2 separate regions of the Homo sapiens genome follow, and region 2 is linked to region 1. A link is an interaction called in ENCODE POLR2A ChIA-PET data of the cell type or tissue named here. Cell type or tissue: PC-3. All regions are shown on one strand. Each heading gives the region's core, and the rest is flanking DNA. Links, peaks and the distances in the headings are about the cores only. Region 1 overlaps HDAC9 (histone deacetylase 9). Region 2 has its middle 150 kb from the start of SNX13.

Evidence for each region. Peaks named below come from ENCODE experiments on the same cell type or tissue, not always from the same donor. Only the 100,000 strongest peaks of a DNase experiment are listed, where the experiment ranks them.
Region 2: POLR2A ChIA-PET joins it to region 1 with 8 read pairs; 2 of 35 experiments call an interaction of 5 or more read pairs at or near these places.

The regions. Positions count from the first base shown.
Region 1 is chr7:18,578,315-18,583,704 of GRCh38, reverse strand. The region is part of intron 2 of HDAC9 (histone deacetylase 9); the gene reads right to left. It also overlaps the pseudogene LOC100419901. Among named protein-coding and RNA genes, the nearest start is that of HDAC9, 85 kb to the right of the region's middle. In PC-3, for the core only: no CTCF peak of the experiment used is centred there; no DNase peak of the experiment used is centred there.
Region 2 is chr7:17,784,216-17,789,605 of GRCh38, reverse strand. No RefSeq gene overlaps it. Among named protein-coding and RNA genes, the nearest start is that of SNX13, 150 kb to the left of the region's middle. In PC-3, for the core only: no CTCF peak of the experiment used is centred there; a DNase peak (open chromatin) is centred at 2,145.

The DNA of each region.
Region 1 (5,390 bases), core at 151-5,150:
ATAGCTCACTGCAGTCTAGAACTTCCTGGCTCAAGGGATCCTTCTGCCTCAGCCTCCCAAGTATCTGGGACTTTAGGTGCATATCACCATGACCAGCTAAATTTTTCTTTCTTTTTTTTTTTTTTATAGCTGGGGTCAGGGCAGTGGGAGCTGGGGTATTATCTTGCTATGTCGCGAAGGCTGGTCTTGAATTCCTGACCTCAAGTGATCCTCCTGCCTGAGCTCCCAAGTTCTGAGATTATAGGCATGAGTCACAGCACCAGGCTCTTCAAAAGCTTTAAATACTCCAGGAACCAAACAAAATGCTTCAGTCTTTACATGTACCAGTTTTCAAATTCTGTTCTATAATCTAAATGCTTATTTGACTCTTTCATGTGTGTAACATTGAAGATGTTATTAATTTCCCTAGGCCTCTGTTCCCTCATCCGTAACTTGGAGATAGTAACAGTAAGTACTAATAGCATGTAGCACAGCCCTTAACAGATGTTTGTTTTTGCTTTTTTATTATATGAAATGGAAATTTCTTATATATTAAAATAAACCATCAATAGTAAGTAGCTAACAAAACAAACATATTAGAAACAAATATAAAAATAAAATGGCACACAATTTCTACTAAACATTAGAAAATAAAAATACTAAAACATCTAGATCAAAACAAATAAAAGAATGCAACAACTGAAAATCACCTTCACTAGTAAAGAATTGCAAATTATGAATCAAAATAGAGCATCATTGATTATTATCATATATATGACCCACGTGTATACATATATGTGTACAATGCCCCATTGTATAGGCTAAGCGTATGACCAAAGAGACGATTATTTATGGCAAGTGGAGCTGTCAATTGGTACAAAACTTATGCAAAACCAATTTGGTAATACGTATCAAGAAGTGTTACATATTTCTACCATTTGATTCAGGTTTGCCAACTCTAGGATTATATCTCCAGGAGACAATACTGAATAGGGAAAAAAACAGTTCAATGTCGTATTATTTACTAGAGTTCTAGTATTGTTATTGAAATCACCAACTACAAGGAAATGTCTCAGCAAAATATGTCGCATCCATTTGGTAGAAAAGCTACGCATTCATTAAAAATAATGTTTGTGGGAACATTAAAAAAGTTGTCACATTAAGTGAAAAAAGTGATATTTACACTATGATAACCATTTAAAAAATATATATATATATAAGCAATGTAGTCAAAATAGATTTATCAAGCCTCTTAAAGTCCCAGGCTTCATTCTAGATGTTGGGGTTTGGTATTTTAAAGAAAGACAAAAATTCCAGCCCTTATCGAGCACATATTCTACCACGGTTTTTAAATCATATTAGTTTTTAAATTCTAATAGCAATGACTGGTGATGTAGAGAACAGAAGATGGCTGTATTTTAGACGGAAATATGAATGATTCTCCCTTTACTTTTCTGTATTTTTCCAAATTGCATCTAATGCTCTATTACTATAAGTAACTAACTTAAATTTGCAGATTCCAGTTTGGGAACTACAAAGTTAATTTTCCATGTGAATTTAAGAGTTATTTTCAGTGAGTAAAAAAAGGCTAACAGAAATCCTGTCTACAGATGTTAAGGCTTCATATACTTAAATGTCCTTGCTGGTCATCTGAGTTGAATGTCCATGTGCATGTGCCTGTGCCTGTGCATGCAGACTGATATCAATCTTGGGTTGCTTACATTGGTTATTTTGCCATGGATTGACCAGAAGTTTGCATTGATGGTACTTTATGTGTCACTTTAATGAAAATGGGAAAATAATTTATAAATGAACTATAGTTTGGTGGACATTGACTTCTCAAAGATGATATTTGTGAAAGGAAAGAAATTAATCATGACAAGTTCAGATGCAAATTAGAATGATGGCCTGTAAGATCTCTTAATTGTAGCACCCAATGTAGAACTTTTAGTCAAGGCTCTGGAGTAACATGAGATTTTGAATATTAACTAAAAGACTTGGCATAATTCCAACCAAAAGCAATGGCAGTTAATGATATATTTCATTTTTACATTAAAAAGGCCAAGCTATAGCCTTCAGCTTTTACATGGAAATCTCAAAAAACAAAGGTCAGAACTTAACCCTATAAAGACAAAATGTAAAAATTCAAGAGACCCTGGAGTCTCTTCTTGCTGGCATTCTTGTTATCCATGAACTACAAACATCAAACCTCTAAAAAAGCTTTTTTAAAAAGATAAGAAAAAAAGTCCTACAAGTCTCTGAAACAGTTATTGTAAACCTCAAAGGGTAATTTGACTTCTTAACCTGCTATCCCAACAGAAATGATTGCGTCTAACTGCTTGCCTTTGTTCAGAGACTAATCACTAAATTGTGAAAAATCACCCTCAACTTACAAAAACTGCTCTTGATTATAAATAATTGCCCAAGACTGAGAGAAAGTGGCAGGCAAGATCCCAGTCTTTCATCCAATTTATTCAGCAGCAATCCACATTCCATTTGTCTAGACTAAATATAGCAGCGTTTATACAAGAAATCAATAGTGCTTGCAGAGAGGAGAGCAAAGGCATGAATATTTCATCAAACTCAGAGAGAAATGGCAATCAGCACACTGATGGTTCTGTGTAGGTCATCTTTGGCCTGCTAGATTAGTTCCTGTTACTTGGACAATAGCTCATCTCTGCCTAATCATAATCATATCATAGCCATTCTTTCTATTTTTAACATTAATTGCATTGTGGGTGACAAAGGCTCATCATATTCCAAAAGGAATGTTGGATTTTTCTTACATCTTTTGTGACAGGCTAATAAGCCTCCCCAGGAGAAATAATAGTAACACAATACCAGGACTGAGTTTCAACAAGTTATGGTCACTTTTACATCCCAGTATGTTTAAGAAAGGGCATTGTCCATAGCTGCCATATTATCATAATTAGAAATCAACTTACAAGGAAAAATTAACTGCCATTTTTAACAGTGGATAAATAGAATCATCTCTGTTCACAACATTCCTTGTCTGGGAACATGCAAATTCCTCAAAAATTACTTAGAACAGGTGGCCAGTGATGCATATGTTATTTTCGAAGGAATCTGATGACAGCAAATATTAGTATTCACATTAGTTGTAAATAAAACATGTTTTTTAAACTGATCTCAAGACCTTGTGACACATGTAAGAAAGGACTACGATGAAGCTAGCTTTATTTGGACTCATCTTGCTTGTCTGAGGTTGCAAATAAATGCAAATGTATGCTATATTTATTATATTATATTGTTCATATTATTATGTTCCAAATGCCCAGTCAGAACTTTTCCACATAAATATTAACTAGTCTTAATTATCACCTTGCAAAGTCCTGCCCGTTCTTGACAGTGTCTGTCTTATTTGTTCAATAGTTATTCCTTCTTTTTAATGTTCATAAGCTCCTGTGATTTTCAAGAAACATTTGAGTTTTTAGTGAACTTGTAAATGAAAGAGCTCTCATTTCAAAATAAAACCAAAATCCCAAATCATGTAGGTGTTCATAATAATTACATTTATTTGAGCATGAACATGAACATTCACGTTTAGCTTTCAATTTCTGTAACAAATATTTTTTAATTCAAGGGTCGTTAAAGAGTTCATTCAGAGTACTAAGGATAATCTAGTTACCACAGAGTATTTCTTACTTCTTCACTTTAGATGCTGCTATTCATAGTATAACAAACAGAATTTTCATATGTTCAAAAACCGGACTCTTTCGTTGCTACTTTATCAGCTGCCTTAAGCAAGATGCCAACCATTTTAATGTTTTAAGTAAACAACTTGCAAGCCTTACGTATGAAAAAACTTTAAGAATGCGCAATTTTGTGCATATACAACCATATGGCCCTTCTCAAAGCAGTAGAGTTCAAAATAATAGGTTTTCACACACACACATACACACACACACACACAGGCATGGAAAAACTCTCAACACAAATTGGTATATGCCAATTATTTAGTTAAGTTTTCCACTGAAAAAGGTGCTATAAAAATTGAAAGCATGTTTAACAACTTCAGTTAATATACATAATTACAGAGGCCACAACTTGGTTATATCAGCAATGCTGCCCAGAGCCATTTTATTCCTACGTTATTTTTACCTGGGAAATGGTTGTTCACAACACTGGCAATGCGACATATGAACTAAAAATTCTGGATTTGGCGATATACAAATGTTACTCTGATTATCTATTCTGCTTCTTCTGTTCCTCCCTTCATGCATGGAAACCTGTGAGAGTTTGGGCATGCTAACTCCATGGGAAGAGGCTGCCTTCTGTACTGTTTTCTGCTTTAACAATATTCAACCAAATATGTATTTAATATCAGCAGTTCAGGGTCCAGAAAATATTGTGGAATAGCTGTCTCAAGGCTTCCTTAATGTGTGATCCATAACAATAGTTTACTGCAAATTCTGCAGAAAACCCCTTATACAAAATTTCAACAGGAGTAGATACCTTCCATCAACTCCTTTTCATTTTATCATTCTCTCATTAACATTTTCATTTTTCTGTTCTTTGTTGCAGACTTTAATCTTTGCCATGGCAGGCTGGTTCTATTAAATTACATTTACATGTATCATGATGATAACATGTCATCTCTAAAACTCTGATCAATACCAAGATGTGCACTGATGCTAACTTAGCAAGTGGTGCTAGAGATTACTATCTCCTCTATGATATGTGCTGCCTTATCCTATTGTTTCTGTACTTTTTCAGCAAATCAAAATCAATAAGGAATAACTTCCTATAGCAATACTCAATACTGATTAGGAAGTTATCTGGTTTAAACTGTGACTCAAATTCTTTGCATGCACATATGCAATTCTACCAGTCATCTGGTCTGCTAACCTAACTACGGTTTTCACTGGGAGCCTTCTCCAAAAGAAAATGAAGAGGTCTTGAGGGCTGAAGATCCAAGAGTAGCACATTGCAGTCTTTGCTCTAATCATACCATCTCATGTTGAAATACTAACCCGCCCTGAAGAATCTAAAAAGTTTTCTCTGGGACTGCAATGAGAAATACCTAGCTTTCCAGAATTCAAGGATGCTAGCGCCACTTCTTTACTATTGGTTATGTTCTTTGCCTGATAAATGTCCCCAAAAAAGCCAGATGTGATCTTCCATACCAGTTTGTATTTCCCACTGATGATGAATTTGGCCTTGGAACCACTGCTTCCAGCCATCCTGAAATATGATGATGAGGGACTGGGGACAGGCCTCTAACCCTCTGCAGAGAAGGGGCCTCCAGGGCTGGCCTACAGAGCAAAGCTACTGAGAAGAGTGACACAAAACAGAAAACAGAAGTTTTCTTTGGGTAACATGGCCCAAAATCCACCTGGGGAAAGCTGATCGCCTCTGCTCAGTAGAGCTTCTTTCCGCAGGCTAACATG
Region 2 (5,390 bases), core at 224-5,223, 790 kb after region 1:
ATTTAGGAAAACTTGCAGTAGCTGAGTGAAAATGAAATGTAACCCGTCTGTTTACCAATGCAGTGTATGAGACATGTATTAAACGTGATACTTTAAATTGGTAAACATGATCTTTTACATATCATCAAGAATGAAATGAAACAACAAGAACTATTTGTTAGGAGTTTTCCCCCTTGGTGATTGACTAGGAGGGCTTACAAAATTCAGCATATAGTCATACTCACAGATAAGATTTATTATGGCAAAAGGATATAGAACAAGAGCAAAAAAAGTGCATGGATGAAGTCTGGGGGAACCAGGCTCCAGCTGCCAACTGCTCTCTCCCAGTAGAGTCACACAAGATGCAACTTAACTCCCCCAGCAAGGAGTTGTGACAACACCTGTGAAATGTTGCCAACCAGGGAAGCTCATTCGAGACTTGGTGCCTGGGGTTTTCATTGAGGGCATTTATTTAGGCACCCTCTGCCTGGCACATAACAGAATTCCTTTATGGAATTTCTTTCTCAGAGAATTGTGTTCAACATACGCTGTAGTTTTGGTATAGTTTAGGCTTACTGAGCCACTTTTATCAGTTCTGGGAATTGATGGGAACACTCCTAAAATCTTAAATTCTCAAACACCTGAGAACAAGGGCCAACCTTGTAAGCAGGCCTCCAAGGAGAGCAGTCAAGCCTCCTATGTTAACTCTTCTGTATGACTATATATAATAGAAAGTGATGATGTTGAAAGTCCATTAAGATTTATCCTTGTGTTGAAACCTCCATATCTAGAAGTGGAAACATGACAGAGGAAATTTTGACGTAAATAAAAGGAAAAACTATTGAAGTGATACTGATACGGATATATATTGCAGTCTGAGAAACAGGAGGAGTATTTCCGATAAAGATTACCATGGCAAACAGTTATATGGCACTTAATAGTCACAGCAACCTTAGGCATTATAGGTACTGTTTTATCTTACTCAGTTTCTACATGAGCAAACTAAATAAGACAGAGTAGTTGAGTCAGTTTGTCCAAAGCTTCACAACTGGTAACTGGTCATCAAGCTGAAATCTCAACCCAGGTGGGCTGGCTCCAGAGTCTATGTCATGGTTTCTCAGCAGTGGCACTATTGACGTTTTGGGCTATGTAATTCTTTGTTGTGGGAACTATCCTGCGCATTATAGGTAATCCATTATTTTACTTATTCTGTCCATTAGTACCTAATATTTAAGAACATTTACAATAGTAATGGAATTAATCTAAGAGAAGTTCAACTTAATTTTTTTTAACATCTCAACACCAGGTATTAAGAGATACTCAAAATAATTGTCAGATTTATATTGAAAACTAATAAATGCTTGGTGTTAATATGTCTACATAAAATTCTTTTTTTGGTGTAATATTCTTAGGCTGTTAGAAAAAAAAACATGGTTTACTTCACTAGTAGAAATACCTCTTAATGTTGAGATGGCCTCTTCCCTGGGCTCTGCCCATTAGGTGATGCCAGTAGCACCCCCTCCCCCACTGTAACAACCAAAAATGTATGTGGACATTGCCAAATAGTGTCTGGGGTGCCAAATTACCACCAATTGAAAACTACTGACCTTAGCTGTCAGTCAAATAACCAAGGTAAGTAGGGACTGAAGATTGAACTGTGGATTGCTGAATGTCTTCTCTTTTTAAGCAATCACCTGACAAATTTGTGGCTTGCATTGTAGGGGAATGTAAATGGAATGCCTACTTCTGCCCTAAAGGGATGGAGGTGGCCGGGGTGCAACAAGTCCAAATTTCTTACCTTGCTTTCAGTTAAGTAAGCATCCCACAGTTGGGGGAGGTTGGGTAGGGAAGGGACTTACAACCTAAGATAAATAAGAAAAACAGTTTTTCAAGATGTTTGAAGATGTGAGGTAAATGATTACATGAGAAAATTGTCATTTTACACCCTGACCAGCCTAATTTTTAATTCAGTAATACTGGTTCTTAGGAAAGTTATTTTTCTTTCAAATAACTGTTGTCCTTTTTATTTGTGAGCCTGTCCTTCTAAAGCCTGAAAATTTTCTTGCAGCCTTCTTTGCAAGTAAACTCCCGTCCTAAATGCTGTTGTCTGAGTTTTCCTTTGACAGGTGGATGTTCCACTGGGATGCCCAGGTGACTCACCTGCTGAGCCAGCTTTGCCTAGTTGGCTGTTTACATCCAGGCTCACCTTGCCTCCAGGGATGAACCTCATTAAACAGTTAGAGCCTTTACACTTGCTGACTGTTTTCTACTTTCCCCTCCTCATGGCTCTTTTTCTGGGTCTTGGTTAAGTCTGGTTCTGGGTTTGATAAGTGCATGGCTGCTTTATTTCTCAATTGGTGGAAGCAGTGTTAGAGAGCTGACTTTTGTGGTCTGACCTAATTTTCTGCCAAGCAGCTATTTATCTTTCTTGATTGTCTTCATGTCTTCAAGGCTGTTGATATCAACTGGCATCTCAGTCAGGCCAATATCTTGTCTCTCCTGTATGATTAAGTTGTTCATGTTGCAGCCTAGATCAGTTTCTTCTGCCAGTGGCAGAATCCTTCATGTTCCTTGTCTTATTTATTTTATTATTATTTCTTAATGTGTGGGTGCTCTCTTGTTTTGTTGTATTTGGGGTGAGGTTATTTTAGGGCATGGTCCAGGGTAAATTCCTGTAAGGCCTGGGTGCCCTGCTGCGAGGTCAAGGGGGAATGGGACTAAGACTGCAGAGCCCTGGCTCCCCCACTACCTACCAATTGCCGGCCCTTTGTGGGGGTCTCTTCTGCTTTATCTGGCCTGAAAGAGACTGGGATGTTTCTGATCCCGGGGCTCCTGGGGGGTTGGTTTGCAGTATTTCCAGGGATGGAGTGTGCTGTGGCCACCGGTGGGAAGCTTGAGTGTCTCCTCCCAGACTATCTGTGCTTCCTCATCTGTTTCTTCAGCTTCTGGACCTTGAGCACCAGGGCTGCGGCCCTGACCCCCTCCTGCCCTTCCAGCAGGGCCTGATTCAGCTCCAGCTGCTGCTCCAGCAACTCCTCAGCTTGGTCCAGCTCAGCTGTGTGGTGGGCTTAGGGCCCTGTTAAGGGGGAGAGGGGGAGGGAGCATCAGCCAGGGCAGGGGGCTAAGGCCCTTGGAACCTGTGTGGCAGGGTCTGGCTGTAAGGGAGGAATTCGACCTCCCTTTCTCCTTTTCTAGCCCATTTGCTGAAGGCCCCCTGTACTGAGAAGCCCAGAGAGCTCCCTGTCTTGTGCATGTTCCTCGTCTTATTTACACAGTGCTATGAGCGTTAAAAAGTATTCAAGAAGATAGTTTTCATGCTTGCTGGAAAGCAGGCATCTTTCAGCTATCCTTTGTGTCTCTGATCTCCCTCCAATAAGTTGGTGAGTTTTATTCTTTATTTTTGATTAAGAAGGATGAAGTTACAAAAGTTAGGCTGCTAGTTCTGTGTGTGTGTGTGTGTGTGTGTGTGTGTAAATATAAGACCTCTCCTTGTAAAGTGTGTGTGTGTAAATGAAAGAAAAGACCTCTCCTTGTAAAAGCTTTTTACAGATGTTTATACTTGTAACACTTTTTGTATTTGCAGCTGGCATTTACCCACTTTATGGTCTCTCAACTTCTGGAAATTATTGATATTAATTAGACATACAAATTGATCATTTCTATGCACTACTGGTGATACGTAATTTAAAAATACAGATTAACCATCAAATATGAGGGAGTGATGGGGAGTGATGCGGGGATTTAAGTAAAAAATTGAAATTAGTTTTACATAGTTGTAAAGACTTCAGATTTAAGAATTTTCCTTTAAAAAACACTTATATTAATGAATGTGTAAGTGTAATGGAATGAGACAGCAGACTGAATGGGAAAATTACTTCTGTTTTTTTCTGGAGATTGATGACCTCCTAAGCAACCTAAAGGGTGCTGAGTAGCTTGGATTTTTATTTTTCCTTTCTTTAAAAAAAAAAAAATCCCATAAAATAAAATGAATCAAATACAAATCAGATGGTCTGAAAAAGCTTTGTGTTTAAAAACAAAACATACACACATAAATACTGAAATGGAAAGAAATTTGGCACTAAACTCCTCCACAGTACCCTAGTTTGCCCAGATGTTGGATAAAAGTATTTTATGAGTGTACAATATTTTCTAAATACATTTGTTGATAAACTTGCATGCCTTTGCTTCTCTCCAGAGATAAGTACTAAATTAGATTTTAATGTGTCTTAAATTTAATGGAGCTCTGTGTCCCCTCCAAATCTCACGTTGCCCCAGTGTTGGAGGTGCGGCATAGTGGAAGATGTTTGGATCATGGGGACGTATCCTTCGTGAATGACATGGCACTATCCCCTTGATGACGAGTGAATTCATGTGAGACCTGGTTGTTTAAAAGGTGTGTGGTACCTCCCCCTCCTCTCTCTTGCTCCTGCTTTCACCGTGTAACAATCCTGCTCCCGCTTCACCGTCTGCCATGAGTAAAAGTCCCCTGAGACCTCCCCAGAAGCTGAGCAGATGGTGGCTTGAACAGCCCGTAGATCCATGAGCCAATTAAACCTTTTGTCTTTATAAATTACCCTGTCTCAGGTATTCATTTATAGCAATGCAAGAACAGCCTAACAGAAGCTCCTATTTCGATTGGTATAAACAAAGTAAGACTTTTTGTAAGAAAACCAAATTTTCAGAGAGAAAGTAAAAAAACAAAAAACTTCAATGGGTGAGTTTACTGGCTTTTTAAGGAATTTCAAATAGTTAAGGAGATGGGTTGAAGAAGTTAGCCATGGTTTAATGGCCTTGATTGCCAGATTACAAGAAACAAAGATACGCATATGTTATCAAATAACAGGAAACAATCTAAGACCGTCAGTATTTTTAAATAAGAGGTTTTTAAACCTATGAAGAAGTGGGCAAAGGATCTAAATAGACATTTTTCAAAAGAAAACATACAAATGGCCAACAGGTGTATGAAAAAGGGCTTATTATCACTAATCAGGGAAATGCAGATCAAAACCATGAGATGTCATCTTAGAATGGCTGTTATCAAAAAGACAGAAAATGACAGATTCTGGGAAGGATACAGAGAAAAGTGAACTCTCATACACTGTTGGTGGAAATGTAAATTAATACAACCATTATAGAAAAACAGTATGGAAATTTCTCAGAAAACTAATAAAACTGCCATATGATCCAGCATATGGGTACTTATTCAAAGGAAAGGAAATCAATATATCAAAGAGATGCATGTGCCCTCATGTTTATTACAGCACTTTTTACAATAGCAGAGATACGGAATCAACTTAAGTGTCCGCCAACGGCTGAATGGATAAAGAAAATGTAGTATATTTACACAATGAAATACTATTTGGCCATAAAAAACAATGAAATCACGTAATTTGCAGCAACATGGATGGAAC